Regions from separate parts of the Mus musculus genome. Here region 1 is linked to region 2. The links are chromatin loops, found by intact Hi-C in ENCODE. Cell type or tissue: left cerebral cortex. All regions are shown on one strand. Links, peaks and the distances in the headings refer to the core of each region. The heading gives the core; the rest is flanking DNA. Region 1 overlaps Anks1b (ankyrin repeat and sterile alpha motif domain containing 1B). Region 2 overlaps Anks1b (ankyrin repeat and sterile alpha motif domain containing 1B).

Region 1 (10,518 bases), core at 727-8,726, 370 kb after region 2:
GTAAGTGCTGGAATTGTGTTAAGTACATAGCCATACCAAAGCCCTTGGATAGAGACTGAGAAGCAGTGAGCACAAGTGTGGCACCCACCATTGGAATCCGGGTTTGGTGTTTCTTGCTTCGACCAAGTAGACTGAGGTGGGATGCTTGAAAACATTTTCTTACTCTGCAGACTGAGGTATTATAACGTAACCTGTGCCTAAACAACGCTACATGTGTACATTAGGTTGTCAAAAAGATGACTCACACAGTCTCCTGAGGAGATTTTAATCACTGAATAGGACTGGATGAAATAGCTGTTATAGTAAAAGAAAGCAAAGGAGCTCCCTAGAAGGTAGCCAGTTTCAACCCATTAGAACCCCAGTATGTTTCAACTTCAGCCTACAACTTCCCTGGGAATCAATGATGTTTAAATGAAATCATTTATACAAAAGCCTTCTACAAACTACACTGGGATATGGAGTTGAAATGCTATTGAGAATGAGACTGTCATAAAATAATCTAAAGCAAGTTATAAGAAAGAATGCTATTTATTAAAGCAATTGTTGCTTGCATAGTCATAGATATGACTGCACTGCAGCCTGGCTTCTGGGTCTATTCGTGTTCTGTGTCTCAGCAATGCAGAAAGGCATTGATTGGATCCTAAGTACCCCCTCTCTTGGATTTTATGAAGCCCATTCAGAAAGAGCCAGGTTGAGAACACCACCAATTCCATGTTCTAGGTCCATCTGTTGGCAAAAATATAATGCAAACAGCTTTATAAGTGCTATTTTCAATGAAATATCACAGAACAGCTTGTCCCAATGATATTTCTAAAGCTTGCCTGCAAACCGCCTACTGGGAAATCCGACAGAAAGAGAAGGGGGATGAGGGGGGAAAACATTCAGGCAAGTGACAGGAATGGGAAAAAGAACAAAAGGTAAAGGCAGATTACCAAGACCGTGAACCCCGGAGGACAATACAGAGACTGGGTAGTGTGGTACCCAACACAGGGGTGGGGCAATGGAGAGCAACTGCATCAGCTCACTGGGGTTGGGGATAGAAAAACCAGCACAAACAGTGTGCCCACAGAAAGCTTCAGAACACAGTAGCAGATCAACAACCACAGCCTCATAAATGCTCAGAGGAAAATGTGAAACAGCCATTTTTCCAGGCTTCATTGAATCCCTCTCATAATATAAAAGTTCATTTTCCAAGAGCTAATAGAGAGTGCAGTGTCTATTATGAACTTCATAGGAAGCAAACAGCCTATTTGGAATCTCTTTCTCTTAATGTAAAAAAATCTATTCTATATTACATAATAGCCCCAGCATTGAAGTACAGTGTTTTACACGTATTAGTTCAGAACCAAGCAACCAAGCGTTACAGAGCAGGCAATGTCCTCCTGGGTACTTACTTACCTGAGGTCGGATAACTTTTACGATATTTTTTAGGGCAGTATCTGGGGATGGAGGTGAGCAGTCAGGTGTTGGGCCTGTAGAGCTGTTTCTATGGTGACTAGTTCCTGGAGCAGTAATTGCTACCTCAGAGGCATTATCTGTGAACAAAAATAGAACTGCCATGAACTTAATCAGTCAGTTTACCCCTCAAGACTTGAAATTATTTTCATGAACATGAGATGATATTTCAACTTAAAGCTGATATCAATTATAATATCATAATTAAGACTATGCTCAGTGGTGTATTTTTTATTTAAAAATACTGATTGTTCTGTTTTCCTTCAAGATGGTGAATATTAATGCTTGTAGTGTAATTCCTGAATGAATGAGCAATATTCAGTTTATTATAATGACATCATCCTCCACAGCCCCTAATACCACCATCATCACTATATGAAAGGCCATCTCCTTATTTGAAAATTAATAGTTTTGAAATGATGAAACTGGCCAACAAGTTCCAATCTTTCTATTGAAAGCCCATTTTTATTATGTAGGAATTTCATATCTACTTGATTCCTAAAATCCAAACTCAAGCCCCTAAGATAACTTTGCCCAGATAGCCCTAGATCACAGAACTTTTAATTAAAAATCAAACCTGACATTTGTATAGGACATAAACAAACACTATTATCCCTAGAAGGCAATCATATAAACCACTATGTTCAAAATTAAAATGAATGAAATTTCAGGATCTAAATGAACTTCCCTTCTGTTTTCTGCTTTGGGGGGGGGGAGGGGGAGAGGAGAATAAAAACTTTTAAAAGAATAACTTGGAATTCTACATTTCCCTTTTTAATGTAAACCCAAATAAAATAATATCCAAGGAACAGTTTAGAAATATGTGAAACTCTTTGAAATGGATAGAAAATAATATAATATTGGTTAGCACAACAGGAAGTTTATCTGCTTAATAATAAACCACAATCTTTCATAGCTTTGAATGAAAATCACTGCAAATGTGAATCCTCAAGATGTTCACTTCTGTTATGCTTTCAGTTCTGTCCCAATAATTTTATGTCCCATACATATAAACTGATACAACTTAGACTAAGACTGTATTTACTATAGATAAACATGTTTCTCTGTTCTATGATCATTGCTTACAATCCCAAGTAAAAAGAAATAATTTATGAAGGCACTTTGTTCATAAAAAGAAAGGATATTAATCCCCCCTAAAACTGTGTCCATCAGATAAAATTATATTTCAGAGCCTTAGGAGGTGGTTTAGTCAGTAAAGTGCTTGCTGCTTTTGCATGAGGATTGATCTCAGATCCCTAACATCTGTGTAACAGCTGGGGTAATGGCATGCATCTGTAATCCCTGCCCTGGGGGGAAAAAGGGGTTCCTGCAGATCACTCACCAACCAGCTTAGCCAAATAAAAGAGATTCAGGTTCAGTAAGAGACCATGTTTCAAAAGGAAAGAGGAAAGTGATTAAGGAGGAAACTGGAAGAGAATCTCTGGTCTTAACATGCATGTATGTGTGCATATGAGCATATATCACTAGCACACATCTGTATAAGCACACGCACAACAATATCTCTCTCTGTCTCTCCCTCTCTGTCTCTGTCTCTCTGTCTCTCTGTCTCTCTCTCTCTCTCTCTCTCTCTCTCACACACACACACACACTATAGTCTCACTGGGGAATAATGAGACAAAAAATTCAAATGAGGCACCTTTAGATAAAATGGTCATTCATTAAAAAAAAAAAACAAAAAACAAAAAAAAAAAACACACAAAAAACCTTGAATTTTCCAGGGTACATTTCTTTTCTTCTCTTCTCTTTTATTTATTTACATTCCAGTAGCTGCCCCCTCTCAGTCCCCCTTTCCATAGTTCCTCATCCCAGTCCCCCTCCCCATCACCTCTGAGAGGGTGCTTCCCCCCATACCTCCCCCTTCCCTGGGGCCTCAAGTCTCTTGAGGTTTAAGCACATCTTCTCCCACTGACCAGGAAGACCTCTGCTATATTTGTGCAGGGACCTCGGACCTCTGTATGATCCAGAGCACATTTCTTAAATTTAATAGATGCTGTGAACTTACTGGCATCCCAGGATAAGTGGAGCAATATTCTGAGTAGATAAACATTGAAATCAAAAAATCATTATTTAGCAGGATAAAAGCAAGTTGTTTGATTCTCTCCTTTCAGCTTTCATTCTTACCATTCATTCAACCATACTTAAAAAAAATGGGTCAGGGACACCTATGTGTCAAGCATCATGCTATATCATAAAGATAGACATAAAAGAGTCTTGCCAGGGTCTGTGAAAAGAATGGGCAAATAGGCAAAACACAGAGGACTTTTAGAGCAGAGAAAGTATATCCTGTAGGCATAATGTGGGTGGATACATCTCATTATACATCCATCCACATCAAAGATGTGCAGCTCCAAAGGTGAGCCCTACACTAAACTGTAAACTCTGCAATGCAGGCTCATCTCTTACTGCAAATGCTCCATTCCAGTGAGGGATGCTGAGAGTGGGTGAGACACACACACAGGGGAACTATGGGAGTTTCCTGTATTACAGTGAGGGATGCTGAGAGTAGGTGAGACACACACACAGGGGAACTATGGGAGTTTCCTGTATTACAGTGAGGGATGCTGAGAGTGGGTGACACACACACAGGGGAACTATGGGAGTTTCCTGTATTACAGTGAGGGATGCTGAGAGTGGGTGAGACACACATACAGGGGAACTATGGGAGTTTCCTGTATTCCAGTGAGGGATGCTGAGAGTGGGTGTGAGACACACACACAGGGGAACTAGTTTCCTGTGGATCTATCCAGTGTAGTCTAAAACATCAGTTTTGCCAATAGATAATTTTTCATTTCAAAAATAGTTCTGTGATATATTGAATATGTATAGAGAAAGAAAGAAATTAAAGATGACTAAGGTCCTAGCCTGAAGTCCTAAGAGTATATAGCTGGTATCCATAGCCATGAGCAAGGCTGTTCAAACATTCTCTCCTTTCTTTATTGCTTCCAATACTGCTTCTGCCCTTTTTCTGGTGCCTTTTAGACTCCAATGAAATTATATTAGCTAGAATGCTTAGCATTATCATTATTAGTATTACTAATTCATTTTCCATGTGCTATTGTTCATGCTGTCTCTGTATTGCACTCAGAATAGCTTCTTATATTTATTTTCCAGATAATTTTTTCTTTCTTCAGCTGTACCTAGAGCTCTGACAAACTACTAATTTCAACTATACTTTTAAATTCTAAGTCTCGTAGTTATTTATTACTAAACATCCAATATTAGGGATATTACTAAATATCTCTAATATTGTTAATATTGTTCTGCTCCCCACATCTTTTAAGGTTGGTCTTTATTTACTTGAAAGTGGCAAGTATACATTGCTTTAGTGTATGTGTTTAGGTAGAGTTTTTAACTATTTTAATTTGGCATGTAATAACTGTACACATTTATAAGGTACACAGTGATATTTCAGTATCCCTGGACAATGGGCACGGACTGGATAATTAGCTCATGAGTCATCGCAGACACTCATCACTTCTTCACATGGAGGAAAGTGAACAGATGCCTGGGGATGGATGAACAGGACAAAGAACATGTTTTAAAAAGTCCATGTCTGCCACACGAAGACCTACAGAGTCGACTAACCTGGGCCCATGGGGGCTCACAGAAATTGAACCCAACCAAAGATCATGTAGGGGCTGGACCTAGGCCCCCTGCACATTTGTAGCAGATGTGGTCTTCAGTGCTGTCTCTGACTCAAGGTGGCCTGCTATCGGATTTCCTTCCCCTAGCTGGACTGCCTGGTTGGGCCTCAGCCTTAGAGGATGTACCTAGCCCTGCTGTGACTGGATGCCTTACAGTGGGGTGGTACCCAAGGAGGGGCTTCCCCTTCTCTGAGAAGAAGGGAAGGGAGCAATGGGGAGACAGATTTGTAAGGGCAGGGTGTTGAGAGGATACAGGGGTGCAATCAGAATGTAAAGTGAATTTAAAAAAATAAATCATGGAAAAAAGTCTGTGTCTGATAGTGACAGTACTAGAGCCTGTAGTGATCTTCTGTGGCTTTGGTTCTCAGCACCACTTAACTTTCACTGTTCATGCCTACAGCCATTTTATGTTTTCACTCAGGTTGTTGAAGCAAAAACCTATAGCATTAAATGTAATTCATTCTCTTTCTTCCAGCACACATTAGTTCAAAACAGCATCTAAATTTGCATTCAAGCTCTGATGCTGAAATCTGTGAAGAGCATGCCTGTGTGCCAGACGGTTTAGCAAACCTTTCTGCTGACTGTGTTCTTTATGAGAGAGAGAGAGAGAGAGAGAGAGAGGGAGAGAGAGAGAGAGAGAGAGGTGTTAAAGATTATCTTCTGTAGTCTATGTATATAGATAAAATGAAAGACAACTAACCTATCTGAAGTTAGGTCTATAAAAGTTTAATAAACGTTTCTTTTTCTGCTATCAAACTAAATATCATAGTTAAAGTGTAAAAGATGAAACAAATTCCATAGAAAAAGTACGAAAATAAGTAGAAATGTTTATACATCACATATCTGCAGAAATGGTCATGAGTACTTGGAGTAGATTTGAGATAATATCTTTTATTTATTAACACAGATTAGTATAGATAAGATTTGGTTCCAGAAATGAGAGATAGTCTCTTGAGGCCTTGTTTTGTCAGGGTTTTCCAGAGAAAATGAGCCAGAAATGTCTAAACATGCAAAGAGTGCCCCGTCAGGAACTGGATCAGAAGATCACAGAGCCAGAGAGGTCTCAAGATCTGTAGTTGTTAACTAGAAACTCAGAGGAGCCAGCATGCAGGTCTACTTTGAGTCCTGAGCACAGAAAACCAAGAAAGCTATAGGCTAAGTTCTACTACAAAGGCTAATATATTTCAAATCTGCATAGGGCCAAGATTTCAGCCTAACTCTCGAATCCAGCAAACACAAATTCTCACGCTCAACCCAACAGTCGGGAGCCCCCATTGTTCAGCCTGTTTGCTCTGTTTATTTCGTCCATCGACTGGATGAGTTCCACACATGAGGAAAGACAAATAAATCCCTTTGTTCAGTCTACCATTCACATGTTGAGGGCATCTACAAACGACCTCACAGACAAAACCAGAAAAACATTTTGCCAAGTGTGAGCATTCTATGGGCAGTTAAGTTGGCATAAATTTAACCATCATAGAAACTACTCAATACCTCACTCATTGTTTGAAAGGAGTGACTCCATACTGAAACATAACTCCATACAAAGCATAAACCTAAAGATCCTTCACTGCTTCTTAAATAGTTTAATATAAAATACAAAACACTGAGTAATCATGGATTGAACTACTTAGAAACCACAAGTATATGTGAGAATCTTCATTTTCTGAATCTGTGAGCTGTCCCTTTTGATTTTATACTGCATTGATTTTTGCATCGTTTATCATGTAGACACACTTTCTCTTATCTTCTGTGTGAATCCTTTAAGAAAATTCTTTAAGGAATACTAAGTGAGACAAGATGGGCAAAGCAAAATCTATGCCCCATGGATGTTCTAAACAACTCAGAGATGCTCTGCCTTCTCTAATTCTCTGTTTACTCTTTCCAGAAAAAAAGCAACCAAGTATAGGGTATTCTAGAGAAGCGGTTCTCAACCTTCTTAATGCTGCCACCTTTAATATAGTTCCTCATGCTATGGTGACCTCCCCCAACCATATAGTTATTTTTGCTGCTACTTCATTATGGTAATTTTGCTACTGTTATGAATTATAATTATAATGTAAATAACTAGTATAGAGGGATATCTGATATAGGACCACCAAAGAGATCTCAGCCCACAGGCTGAGAACCATTAATTACTCTAGCCTATATATAAAACCTTGGGAAATTAATTTTATCTTAAAAGAACCTTGATACATTATTTATTCAGTTATCTGGTGGATGTTGCAATATTAAGCCCATGTCCAAGACAGTTTTCTATGTTCTACCTGCAGTTGGTAGTAAAAATTAAATAAGGTGGGAAAAGTTTGCCTAAGGAAACTGCCAAGTATACCTAGAATTTCAGGTAGAAATGAGACTCTATTCAGATTAAATTACTACATAATATGTAATTTGGTATAACTGTCATTCTCCTCCACACTGGGAAGCTTAGAAATAGTGGAAATTTATTTGATATTTAACAAGAAAAATATCTGATTAATAGAAAATAGTCCCTGTGCAGTTTTCTGGCCTTGCATCTGTTACACCATTCTCTGGCGTGTATTGAATGACAGTTCAAGGACACAAAGGATGACACTAGATGCTAAACACCTGACAAGTGAGATTGAGGTTTCTTCCAGTTGGGGATTTTGGGAAGGATAGCAAGAGGTAGAAGTTTATCTGAAAGACAAATATTGCAAAGTGTAACGTCTATGTGGAAGATAAAATGTTGATCGTCTAGAAGTAGCGTGGGGTTAGTGGTTATCAGAGGTTTTGCTGGATGAGGGAAGGGAGCAGGTGATGAATCAATACAAAGTGTAGCTGGTATCACCTAAGCTGACAGTCATTTATTGTATCCTTCAGAAAGCTAGTGCAGAGAAATCTGCACGTCCCCAACAGAAGGAAATGGCATGTGTTTGAAAGGACAGTCAATTACCCTCTTCGATCATTATGCACTATATGTATTGAAATATTATATTGTTACCCAATAATATGCACAGTTACTATATTAATAATTTTTCAAATGTTCTATGATGTATCTGTAAACTTTATGCAGAAAGAAATGACAGGGAAGGTCATTCTAAGACACAGAAGAAGAGCAAAAGAAAAAAATAGAAGGGAAATGGGAATATTTGCAGAATTCAGGAAAGTTATTTTTAGAAGAAGTACTAAGAACAGGGGAGACTGTATAAAGAATTCTGGATTAGACAAATCTATGCTGATATCCTGCTATATTTAATCTGTTTCCTCATATATGAAATGATGCTTTTATTGTAGTGTTATAAGGATAAGTGAGACATGTATGTATAAAATTCATTGCATAGTACATAGTAGGTCCTCAATAAAAATTATCTAGGAAAACAAACAGTGGATCCATAGTTAGTTATAGTTATATAACTAAATAACCATATGTAGTTATTTAGTCATATAGTCATCTTCCACCTGAACTGCTGCCAAGAATGGCAGATACTTCACTTGAACCAGAAGAATGATGAAACGCACAGGAAAAAGAGAGAGATAGAGAAAGGAGGAAGGGAGGGGAGGGAAGGGACGGGGGAAGGGAGAGAGAGAGGGAGGAAGAGAGGGGGGAAGGGAGTGAGTTATACACTATTTACCCTTGACTTAAGTATTTGAAGTGGAAATGATTGCCATCAGTGTTATTTGGTATAGATGCCTATATTCATAATGAATATGAATATTCTTCCCACATAATTAAAAGCCAAGCTTGATCTTCAGGCTGTGTATGTATACACACACACACATACATACATACATACATACATACATACATACATCACTTCTGGAAAAAAGTTATTAAAAACCACTAGATTCTCTCTGAGATGTGTCTTCTTGGGTTCTCCACCTCTCTGATTGCTTGTGCTGAGGAAATAGGGATATAGCCATACATGAAGAACTGTATCAAACATCAATGTAGGATAGTGAAGCTCTGAAGCTATCAGTTCAATCATCCACCAAGAGCTAAAATGTGTGCAGTACAATACAAATCAGCTTGGAAACAAATCCACCAGCCCTCTGTCAAGTCTTGAAATGACTATAGTTCTATCCCATAGACTGACTGTGTCCTCAGGAGAGACCCTCAGCCAGAGGCATAAAAGTTAATCCTCCCTCATTTCCTGATCCAGGGAGATAAAGATGCTTGCTGCTTTTACCCACAATTTCTAGGATAATTTGCTATGCAACAACAGATCACTAGTATGTTAGATGTTTGCCTAACATCTACAGCATAGTCAACATGTTTGCTACAGAGGCTGGAGGGCTGAGAGGATTTTTTTTTAAATCCTTTCTTTCAGAAATGGGTTTTTATGCAATGGATAGTATAGAGAAACAAATATTAACTTATAAAATTATGTTATTTGTGCTTCGTATTGGAGTTCAGATGAGTGAGTAAGGGGTCGGGAGTGGGGAATTAGTAGTAAAGCATCCAAAGCAAGGAAAAGAGAATGTGCACATGGTCAGAACCATAAAAGCATACTGTCCTTTAGGGAGCTACACATTTCTTAGTCTTGTTGGAACCCAGAACGTATGTGTGAAAGCAAATGGAAATGATGTTGGCAGGGTAAGTATTCAGATGAAGAGAGAAAGGTGTATGCAAAACAAAATTAGCTGTTGAAGAATTGGTCAGCCACATTGCATGTCTAAACACTGGTTTCCCCCAGCCTTTGATCAAATGATGCTTGAATCTATATAAAGGACAGAATAAAAGGCCATAATTACTTTAAATTCTTCTACCTGGAGAGAGTCCTACTCATGCACTATGGGATAATATAATTGACAAGCAACTTGAATATTGAGTATTTTATCCAATTCAACCTGTAAATAACCATTGACCCTGACCATACCAGGAAGTTATAGCAAGCCAGCCACCCCAGTGCTGAAAAGACATGAAAGAGTCCAAGCTCTCGAGAAGGAGCCACATGTAGAGAAGGCTGAGAGCACACACCCATTCTCCTCACCCACTCTTCTCTCTTCCCATTCCCCAACCTGGAGCAGGAAAAGGGTCACACAGCTTAACAAATCCAGAGTTATACTCACCAATGAGATAGAAAGAGGACAGTAGTAAGAGAGAAGTTCATGTGTCCTGTGTGCTCTCTATCCAGGAGGATCTCAAGAACTTGGGGAGAATTCGGGTAGTGTCAATAGGATTTATTGTCTTGGCAATATTTTGTGTTCTAAGCCCTATTGATTTCGAGTCCTATTTGAGTTCATGAGCTTTCCATTAGTTATTGTCAACAATTTCCTTTTCTCTACCTCATCTCTATGGTCCCTTATAATCATCTTCCACATCTTTTATCTCAATCCAAAATGGTATAAGCACCTAGCCTGACCAGGCAACACCCTAGCATAATCTTTCCAGGCTCAAATACCAACCAAGTCACCCACTCATCCCAGTAAAGAAGAA
Region 2 (10,518 bases), core at 1,463-9,462:
CACACACACACACACACACATTTAATCTGTAAATCCTTATTAGATGTCCAAATAGTTACAAATAAAAAAAGAGGAATTCTTCATCTGCAATAAAATCTTATCAAAAGTTGAACAGTGAAGGTGTCAGAAAGAGACCAACTTACATTAATAAGCTCAAGCTCCCAGATCTTTTTCAACAGGTCCATGGACGTGTAGCCATTGATGAGAAAGGCTTTGGTGTAATCACCCAGCTCAATGGAATCCAGCCACTCGGCTACAGAGGTGGGATGGTAGCCATCATGGCCGATGGGCCTCATCTGTAATGAAGAATACCACATTAGGAATTATTTAGACTGGTTCCCTTCTGTTCCAATAACAGGAAGCATCTTGCCACTTGCAAATTAATCTGATATGAAGCCTCAGATATTTCTGGATGGAGAAGTAAGGAAGAAAAGAAAATGCTCCATGAACAATTCTAAGTCATCAGTAATTTTCACGCTGAATTAGTTTTCGAAAAACACACCCAGAAATTTCCAATTCAGCTGCTAAATTAGCTCTGTGTTTGAGAGGATGAGATATGTCAAACCCCCGTTAAAGATTTTATTGGTATTCTGTTGGAATGGGATTTCAAGGGATGTCGGTTGATTTACCAGGGTTCCATGCGCGGAAGGCTGGAGGGACGGCATGTTCAAAATAGAGATGGTAATTCTCATATGCGCAACATCAAAGTGTGTGAAAATACTGCATGACTTAAACGTTCCAAAGGGATTCATGCTTATGCAAGACATGTATTGTAGGTGGTGCACACACGCTGGAGAAACACAGCGCTGTGGTGAACAGTTAAAAAGAGGCCCTGAGTGTTTTAAGACCATGTGTTCTGCCTCAGCTCTACAGTATGTTAGACATGAATAGGGAACTTGCTGGCAGACAAGCTTCTATTTTTTGTCAGCTATATACAGATTTTTTTTTTTAATACTTCAGGGGAACAAAGAAGTGTGACAACAACATAATGTTTCTGAGTCTAAATTGGAATGTGAAAATAATTTAAGCAGGAAGAACTTCTGGGTTGAAAAATTTTATATAGAGTCCTCTAAGTCCTTTATTCTTTATTTGAAATCTGAGTTGAATTCATGGTTCTTGGCTTTGACGTGACTCACTTCTGAAACTTATGCTGCCTGCATGCTAAGGCAGGGTCTGGTACTGGGGTTCCTCAGGAGAGCCTGCCCCCTCATCAGCTGACGTCAGGCAACAGTGAGATGGCTGCTGGGAGTATCCCACAGGGCAAGGTGCAGAATGGGTTTTCCTCTTCCATCAAATTTAAGGAGATTAAATATTAATGGAAATCTATATGAGTCTGGTTTGTGAGCAGAGAAAGATTTGTTCAGGCACCCAGGATTCAGATATTTAGTCTCGGCATCATTAGCTTTCTGTCACACACAGAATCCTCCATTGAGATTCTCCTTGCCTTTCTCCCTTCCACTCCTTCCTGCTGTTCTGCTCCTCAATCTAACTTAAAAACACGCTCGAGTTTAAATGTCCACTATATCAAAGTTATAGTGTGACTCATTATTATTCAGTTGCCTCAGATGTTTGTAGTTTGCTTTTCTATTGATTGATTTCCCCCTTTTAGCTATTCACCCATGTGCACACATGTGGCCCTTGCTCAGTATTTATTATATGGAGTCAGAGTTTGCAAAAATGAAGTTTAGTGGCTTCTACAAGTAAATGAATGTTGTATATGAAACTAGAGACTAGAACCCCAAGTGGATGCTCAGACGTACTGAGTATTTTCTCACTTAGTCAGGGTTTCTATTCCTGCACAAAACATCATGACCAAGAAGCAAGTTTGGGGGAAAAGGGTTATTCAGCTTATACTTCCACTTTGCTGTTTATTACCAAAGGTAGCCAGGATAGGAACTCACACAGGATAGGAACTTGGAGGCAGGTGCTGATGTAGAGGCCATGGAGGGGTGTTACTTACTGCTTGCTTCCCCTGGCTTGCTCAGTTTGCTTCCTTATAGAACCTAAGACTACCAGCCTAGGGATGGCACCACCCACAATGGACTGGGCCCTCCCCCCCTTGATCACCAATTGAGAAAATGCCTTACAGCTGGATCTCATGGAGGCATTTCCCAAGGAAGTTTCCTTTCTCTGTGATAGCTCCAGTTTGTGTCAAGTTGACACACAGAACCACCTACTACAATTTCCTATTTGGTAGATTATAAACTACAGGGGTAGGGCACATGCTCATTGGCTTGGTAGCAAGTGGGTGAACTAATCTAAACACTTGCCCAAGACAAGGGAGACTTCTCTTATGGAATAACTGGAGAAAGAGAAGACAGAGGAACACTGGAGTTGAAATGAATAGCCTAGCAGAGACATCCTGTTGATAGTCCACCCAAGAAGGCAACAAACCCAGCAGTGGTTACTACTGACAGGCTTAAGGGAGTCTTGATAATTTTAAAGAACCAGTTGTTTTTTCCCAGAGAACTGTGTTAAGGTTCTTCAAAAGTTGTCCCCCAAGCGCTCACATACAGTTCCTTGGAAAGGCCAGTCATTGAGCACCTGTCCCACTTAGGTTACTTGATGGTCACTGCCAGACGAGTAACCAGGGTTACCCTCCAGACAACTGCAAAGTGAGCCTAATGGAGACCAAGGAAGTTCATCTCTTCTCCAGTACCTTTCTTTTTGCCCTGATATCGAACAATTGAGAATAAGAAAGGGGGAGTCTCTTGGAAGAAAATTGGATTGTGTGTGTGTGTAAGGGATGGATATAAAGCTAGAGGTTTAAAATGAATTAGAACTGAATTTTCAGTATTTTACCCAACGAGAACATTATTGGATAAATCTAAGTTCACACTAAGAAGTACCAAAGAGAATCAACTGAACTCGATTGAAGGCAGCGTCTGGGAAACGTAACACTAAAATCTCATGGACTGCTTGGTAATCTGGTTCCTCCTGTAACGCAAAACCTACCTTAAAGAGGCAAGGATGAAAGGGATTTTGGTGGGGTGACAGACGAGCTGGGTAGAATGGAAAGGAGAAGGTTCTCTGGAAAGGGGTTTGTGTGTGAATGTGCAGGGGTGTGTGTGTGTGTGTGTGTGTGTGTGTGTGTGTGTGTGTGCATGTTCAGGGGTGTGTGTGCATCTGGAGGGCAGCATCCATACAAGTTGCTTATTCTTCAAGTACTCAGCATTAATTCTGACAGATGCTATGCAAACAGCAAAGAACAAATCTCTTAGAATCCCTCCCTCATGGTAATTGTAAGTCTAAAAAAAATATATATATGTGCCCAGATGACCAAGAAATTATGGAGACTCTATATGCCTGAAGGGAGGAAGCCTACATAGCCCAATGAAGTTGCGAAATGAACTTGACACATCTTTAATGGTATGCAGAGTGGTTACTGTGCTGCACAAAAACTTCTTCCAAAGAAGGTGTCCCATCTGTTCCTTTATTTCTGCTTCTACTGTTACTACCCGGCTTAGCTTCTCATTGCCACTTATACAAATGAATGCAAAATCCTTCCGCTTTCCCCCTGCCCCCCACCTTTGGCTCAGTTTATTCTCAGTAATACCTTAGCAAGACTCAGAAATCTACCCCTGGGACAGATCATACAGTGATTCTGTTATTAGAAAAGGCTAAAGGTCCTAGTTCACCATCCAAAGCCAATCGAAACTAACCCAGTCTCTCACTACCCTGCTATACAACCTAGTGATGTGACTGAGCACACGCACGTGTCAACAGTCATTGAGTTACTAGCTACTCCCAAAACGTGAATTACACGAGGCACTGTTGATACTTGTGACAGATACAATTTTCTGTGCCTGCAATGTGCTTGGGTTATTTCTAGACTTATTTTTCAAGGACTGAAATCTTCATGAATTATAAAACATTATTTAAAGTAAAAATTTTAGGCCATCTCAGGTCTTACAGCTAGCATCAACGTAAGTAAAACAACACATTTATAACCTTCAGCTGAGAACATGGCTCTTAGCAGCGTTTCTCATGGTTCTTAGCTAGTGAGGAGATTTCACTCCTTTGCCCAAGTAGATTTCTGAGCTTAGGAACGAGTCATTATAACTCCTTAGAGCAACACGACCTATTGATTGTGTTTCCAAGATGGCTTTTAACTCAGTCTGTCTTCCAAAAGTGCACTTTGGAATCTGATAGACCCAGAAATGTTACTAATGTTTTGGGTCCATCTTTGGCAAGTTACAGAGCTGTTTGAGACTCACATCCCTCTTTTCTAAAATAAGTCCAGTAATATTGACACCCCTCCCAAGTATTGTGATATTTTGTGAAATAGTGTGTAAGTTGCCTAACATGACGATTTGGATCCCTAGCCATCTGATGACTCTTAAGCCCTCTTCCTGCTCCATTGCTTTAAATGGAACCCACCTACAGTTTGAAATTGCATATGTTTTTGCCCTTGGCTGCTTAGCTTTTCACTTCAAATTACAATTCTCTTGTCTTCTTTCCTCCCTTTTTCCCTTCTACTAACATCTTTGCTTCTCTCCCTTTGAGCTCACAGCTCTGTTTTTAGACATTTGTGTGACAAGGTAACCCAAGGATACAGAATTATTCTTCCAAGTTCTTTCCTCTCCTCCTGTATTGGAATTATGCTTCTGCACCCTATGCCAGGGGAACCACATTGAGTCTCGCTGTGGTTGGAGGTACTTTCCAGTTCCATTGATGCTGGCCTATGGTATGGGTGGTTAGCAGTCTCTCCACTCCTGTTTCACCCATTCTTTTGCGTTCTTCCTACCCTGTAGGTATACACGTCTATTCTTACATTAATTATTACTGTAAGACACATGCCTGCTGAGTACTTTTATAACTGCTGGTGCTAGGAGATAAATAAAGACTTACAAGTTAAATTCAACCCAAAGGTTGGAATTAAAATTGGAGCCCAGGAAGGTCTAATCAGTGTGAGGGAACTAGAGCTGACCTATAGATTCACGAGTTAGAAAAATAAGACATGGGCTGGTGAGATGGCTCAGCAGGTAAGAACAATGACTGCTCTTCCTGAGTTCAGATCCCAGCAACCACATGGTGGCTCACAACCACCCGTAATGAGATCTGATGCCCTCTTCTGGTGTGTCTGAAGACAGCTACAGTGTACTAATTTATAATAATAAATAAATCTTTGGGCCTGCAAAGGTCCAAAATACCCAACAACCACAAGAAGGCTCACAACCATCTGTACAGCTACAGCATACTCATATACATAAAAATAAAATAAATAACTCTTAAAAAAAAGAAAAGCAAGACATTTTTGTTATATTGTTGTCAACTACTGAATTTTTGATATATGGGGGAGGAGGGACTGCATAGAGTTACTGCTTATTTGAAAGCCTTTGGTGTTTATAAATTGCACCTGTGGAATCTAACTCCTACTCTTAAATTCATGAGTCTATTGGCAATTGGTTGGGGCAGGACTGAGGAAGATGAAGGAAGCTGACTAAGGCAGCAGCAGTATCCTTCTTAGCTTATTGCGCATCATCTTAACCCAGGCACGAGTTAAGTCGGTCTCTATTGCGCATGCTGATTGCACGAGGTTGTCTGTGGGGGGCACAGTCCTCTGCGTAGCTAGCACCTCTGTACTTCTGTGTCCCCTGGTTTCTTTAGCAGGAACTCCATTTCTTCCTGCTCTCCCAAGACTTCTCTAATCCCGCCTCCCTTTCAAGGGAGCACCAATGGCATATTAACTTCACCGGATTCCCTGCCTCTGGTGAAGAAATAAGGTCTTAGGAACTTTTGCGGTCTCTAAGGCCTCCATCGGAACTCCTCACACATGGCAGGCACTTGCTAATTGGATGATTGGATTATTTAAGCCACACATGGAAGACAAATGACGAGAACAAAGGACTATCTCATTTATTGTCGTTGGTACGCATTTGTGGGGGTCTTACATTTTGTATTCTGTGCCATAAGAATTAAGGGTTTCTCTTCATGATCTAACACTGGTAACATTTTAAACTTTCATGTATCAAGACCCAATTCTAGATAGTAGGCTGTACTATAAAATGCTATTTTAATTAATTCTATCTTCTTGATTCTGCTGCGGGACCCTGGGCAAGCCACACTGCCCTCTCTAGCTTTAGTGTTGTATCTACAGAGTCAAGGGGTTGGACCAATGACTTCAAAGCTCTGTTTTACAGAAGCTCCCAAAATTTATGATTCCATGACTTGTAAATTACTTCTAAGTTAGTGTCTGATATACTTACCCAGTTTAAAAACAAAACTCCAAAACAAATAAGCCCAATTACAAAACGACACAAAGGAGAGTAAAACCGAGGAGAAACGCTGACTACAGGTCAGACAGCACCCATGTTTCTTTGCTGGCTCTTTGGCAACCCCTTCAGGTAGTAGCGTAACTGCTGCTCAAATTAGCGATGGTTAAGCGCTTTTTTCTAGCAGGAACATCTGGTGAGACCCAGTTAGGAAGCAACAGCCCCAGGGTCTGCCAGGCCAGCAGTACTGTGGAGCATGCGCATGAGTCGGGCACAGTCTGATGCGAGAAGCAGAGTCGTGGGCGGACAGCAGGCATTCCTAACTCTGGTTCACAGCAAGGCAGGATTTGACTCGCTGAATTCCAAAATTTGGGGAAAACCTTAGCTGGGACCAAAAATGGAAATAGCAGCCAAACTTTAGTCTTCACTAAATTCAGATATGCTAAAGCATTTACCACACACCTTCCTGGTTGCTGCGTTCTGCCTGCATGTCCTTCGAAAGTTGCTTGGAATATGTCTAGCCTCAGATTGTACTGTACCCATCAGAGAGACAGGTTGAGCATAGGGACAAAAGGGCTCTGTGGACTCCTGACCTTCCGGGGTTCAGCTCTGAAACATTCTTGGCTCTAAGGTTGCCTGCTCCACTTCAGCCAGCAACTCACATTTTAAATGTTTTGTGTAGGTATGAAAAGGAAGAAATGCCTTACTGACTTTGAAAAGAAATGTTTAAAACCAGTGAAGCAGATGACTTAAGGGTTTAAATGGCCTCTATAGCCCTTTTTTCCTTTTCAATCTCTCTTTGTTTGAAATTCTCAGGTCTGGTACCTATTAATGTATTTATATATATTTGCAGTAACATGAGCGATACAAGCATATCCTTGAACACGGTCAGGCATTCAGGGAAATGATATGAGTGGAATTTAGCACAGTTCTTTCCTCATAGGGCCATTTAAACAATTGTAGTCACGTTATGACAAGTAAAGGCTGAAGTCAGGTATGAGTGAGATTGCACAGGATGACCTTGTATCTAGTCTCTCTTCTTATCTGCTTCTCAGGAGCTTGGTCAGCATAGACAAGGGACAGAGGAGAAGATGGAAGGTAATAAAAACTGATAACAAACTACGAATAGTGGTGGGCTATCTGCAATCTCAGGAACTGGGAGATAGAGGCAGGAGGATCAAGGCTGGCCTCAGCACATAGTACATTAGAGGTCAGAATGGTCTACATGGAACACTATCTCAAAAAACAACACCAACCCCAGAATGCTCCCCTAAGCAACAACAACAACAACCCCCAGAAAAATCAACTAACCAACTAATAACAGACAAAGGGAAATGAAGGATGGTATATATCATATTTGTGGTTAAAGGAATATAAAAGCAGTTTGCAGCAAGTTACTAAAATGGAACTATGATACTAGCATGGAAAATAGATCAAGGGATAAGGAACATCCTAACACCAATAATGGATCAGGTAGATGCTGCTGTCAGGAAGTGTCACACAATTAGAGACAGATGTTCCTCTATCTAAAGGGTGGGCTTACGATTGCTCAATTAGACCACAAGACACATCAGCTTTTGGGGGCTGATATTATGAGATAGGTTTATACCTAACAGGAGCCTAATGAAAATTTGTCACGTAACCCTCTTTGCTCTGGAGGTTTTAGTCCTTTTTAAAATCTTTCCATGTTCTGGAATGTCAATGCCCACAGGATAGTGCTGACCACATGGGAAAAACAGTGCATCGGAGTCCTCACTGTGTTGGAATCTCATGGCAGCCTGCTGACTTGTGAGTCTCCTTGAGTTGGGTTGGAGGGACTCTCTGAGGTACTGAACTTCCCACAAGCACTATGGTGATGCTAACACTGCCAGTCCCTGGGTCACCTAGAGTAGACATGATTTAGAGGATGGCAGAGGGACAGAGCGAAGGTCTTGATTCCTTCTAGAATTGCAGAATAAAGAGCCAATTTATAAACCCAGACTGTTCATTTCAGAACTGTTATGTGCTAGAGACCAATGTTGTGTTCTCCAAACTGTTGTATTTTGAAGCTCTTTGTTTTTGGTAGCATAGCTTTTATTTGCATATAAGTATAAGTGGAAATAAGGTAGTCATAGGAACATTCATACGGAATTAGTACCTGCATTTGGCAGCATGCTGCACTGCCTTTTGCTCTGTGTATTCATAAGTGTTCACATTTATTGACATCAAAAAAATTTTCTCTTTCCCTTAACTGCATCTGTGGGCATCTTTCTGTCAAACCCACCATCATCCAGTTGCCATAGTTATATAGAGATGAGAATGGGAATCTGTAGGAGAATGTCTCAAGTTTCTAATTTAGACATTTGGCTTTGTGGTAGCTTTAATAGCCACGGGAAAAAACCACCATACAGCAGAATGATATGGATAATTCTGTGGCACAAGAAACATACATACTGTAGACCAGCACCTGAAATTTGGGGAAGAATTCCAGGGAGTCACATGACCTTGGCATCATGAGCAGTACAGATGGGAGTCTTGGCTGCCACAGTTACTAACAATGTGACCTTGAGTAAACTTCTCATCCTTGCCAAGTGCCCACCATCTGATTATTAAGGTGAGAGATGAAAAGAATGGCTGAGAATTGTCATGTATAGCCACAGAGACAACGCAAGGAGAGCTTAATGCAATACTCACCGCACACAGGAGTGCCATAGATTTTATCATGGAGAGCTGGTGGCCTGTGTGAGTGAGACTGCACGGGGATGCCGAAGGGTGTGAAGAGGTGTGAGCTAAGCATGAACCACTTCCACTGGATGTGGGAGAGATAAGGACCATACTGAGGAGGCAAAGCAAAGATGGTCCTGACAGGAAGAGATGTGGGGAAAGTTTTAAGGAAGGATGTTGCAGAGCTAGTGAGAAAAAACGAAGTGGAGGAGAGGGCAGGGAGATCTGGCATATAGGTCATGAGGGATCTCATGGAAAAAAGCACAGAATCCTGGCTGCACCTGGGTGGGGAGGGAGTTAGCTCTGAGCAGGCAGAATATACAGAGACGAAGGATTTAGGAAACAAGAGAAACATGAACGGAAAGCAGGAAGAATAAGAACTCAGTGTTAAGGGTAGTCAGTGTCTGTAGGGGGTGGTTCTGATGTTTTGATCAGGAATCTGCAGGTGCACACTGAAGGTCCTGTTTTTCAATTGGTTCTTGATCAATCAATAAAGATGCTAGTGGCCAATGAGCTAAGAGGAATAGGCGGGACTTCCAGTTTTCCTGCAGGTAAGGGAGGAGAGAGAGAGAGATATTTTGCCACACTTCGGAGGGAGAAAGAGCCATCAGCCATGTGAGATCTCAGGCAAAGTGGCTATTGGCTTCTTCCCTGACTGGGCATGGGATGGTAGCACGAGGGCAGATTTAGAGAGCTAAATTTAGGACTAAAGGTAACTGAGCAACTACAGTTGAGGGCAGTTTTAGGGTGCTGAGCTGGGAGTGAAAAGAAGGGCATGATAGTTGAGGAAGACTTAGAAGAGCCTGGCCATTGAGCTAAAGCATATCAAAACTATGCTAATGTGTGTGTGTGTTTCATCTGTGGATGTGAGGGAACCTGAGCAGGGCTTGTAGTGCAGTCCACCTGTAGCTCCAAGCATCCTTTAGGAATGAACCTGAGCATGCCCTGGAAGGGAGGGGGGGGGGAGACTTGCTTGGTGGTTAAGTTTATTTACATTTATTTATTGTGTGTGGTGTGTGGTGTGTGTGGTGTGTGTGTGTGTATGTGTGGTGTGTGTGTGTGTGTGTGTGTGTGTGTGTGTGTGTTATGCATGGATGCCAAGTATGCATGTGGAGGTCAGAGTTCAATTTTGTGGAATGTTTTTTCCTTCCACCATGTAGGACTCATGGATCAAGCTCAGGCTGTTGTCAAGCTTGGTAGTAGAACCTTTACCTGCTGAGTCGTCTTGCTGGCCTGCTTGGTAACTTTGATTGCCTTTCTTGAAAATTAAGGAGTCAAGGACAGTTGGAGCTAACTCTGACATGGATAATCTTTCTGTGAAAGCAGTATACATATATGGAAGCTATGTGGATTAGACTTGGGGTAGACTCTTATATGGGCAAGGGTTCTCATATGTGTGGTATGCCACTGTCCAGGTAAAAACATAGAAACCTATGACTTAATAGACCATCTGTGTCTAGAGCACTGGTGTGCCAAGCTCAGCTGCTAAACTTGTCTGTGCTGTTGTGATGAACTGGAGTCTCTCTTTTGCTATCTGGGTATGTCTGAGTTCCCTCACTGCTTGACAGGGCTGTGTTCTCCTCTGTTCTGGTTCCTTGTT

What was found. Hi-C counts contacts between places; a loop is a spot of excess contacts. Peaks named below come from ENCODE experiments on the same cell type or tissue, not always from the same donor. Only the 100,000 strongest peaks of a DNase experiment are listed, where the experiment ranks them.
Region 1: it touches region 2 in a loop (2.5-fold over the local background); 2 of 42 quality-filtered maps call a loop at or near these places.

The regions. Positions count from the first base shown.
Region 1 is chr10:90,298,586-90,309,103 of GRCm38, reverse strand. Anks1b (ankyrin repeat and sterile alpha motif domain containing 1B) reads right to left here. Exons shown (of 27, transcript NM_001359241.1): 11 at 1,399-1,535. Among named protein-coding and RNA genes, the nearest start is that of Anks1b, 430 kb to the right of the region's middle. In left cerebral cortex, for the core only: no CTCF peak of the experiment used is centred there; DNase peaks (open chromatin) are centred at 1,353, 3,943, 5,029, 5,598 and 1 more place; H3K27ac peaks cover 1,533 bases.
Region 2 is chr10:90,670,545-90,681,062 of GRCm38, reverse strand. It overlaps Anks1b (ankyrin repeat and sterile alpha motif domain containing 1B), which reads right to left. Exons shown (of 27, transcript NM_001359241.1): 17 at 144-296. Among named protein-coding and RNA genes, the nearest start is that of Apaf1, 410 kb to the left of the region's middle. In left cerebral cortex, for the core only: a CTCF peak has its summit at 5,072 (motif pointing left); DNase peaks (open chromatin) are centred at 3,441, 4,475, 6,521 and 8,645; H3K27ac peaks cover 7,073 bases.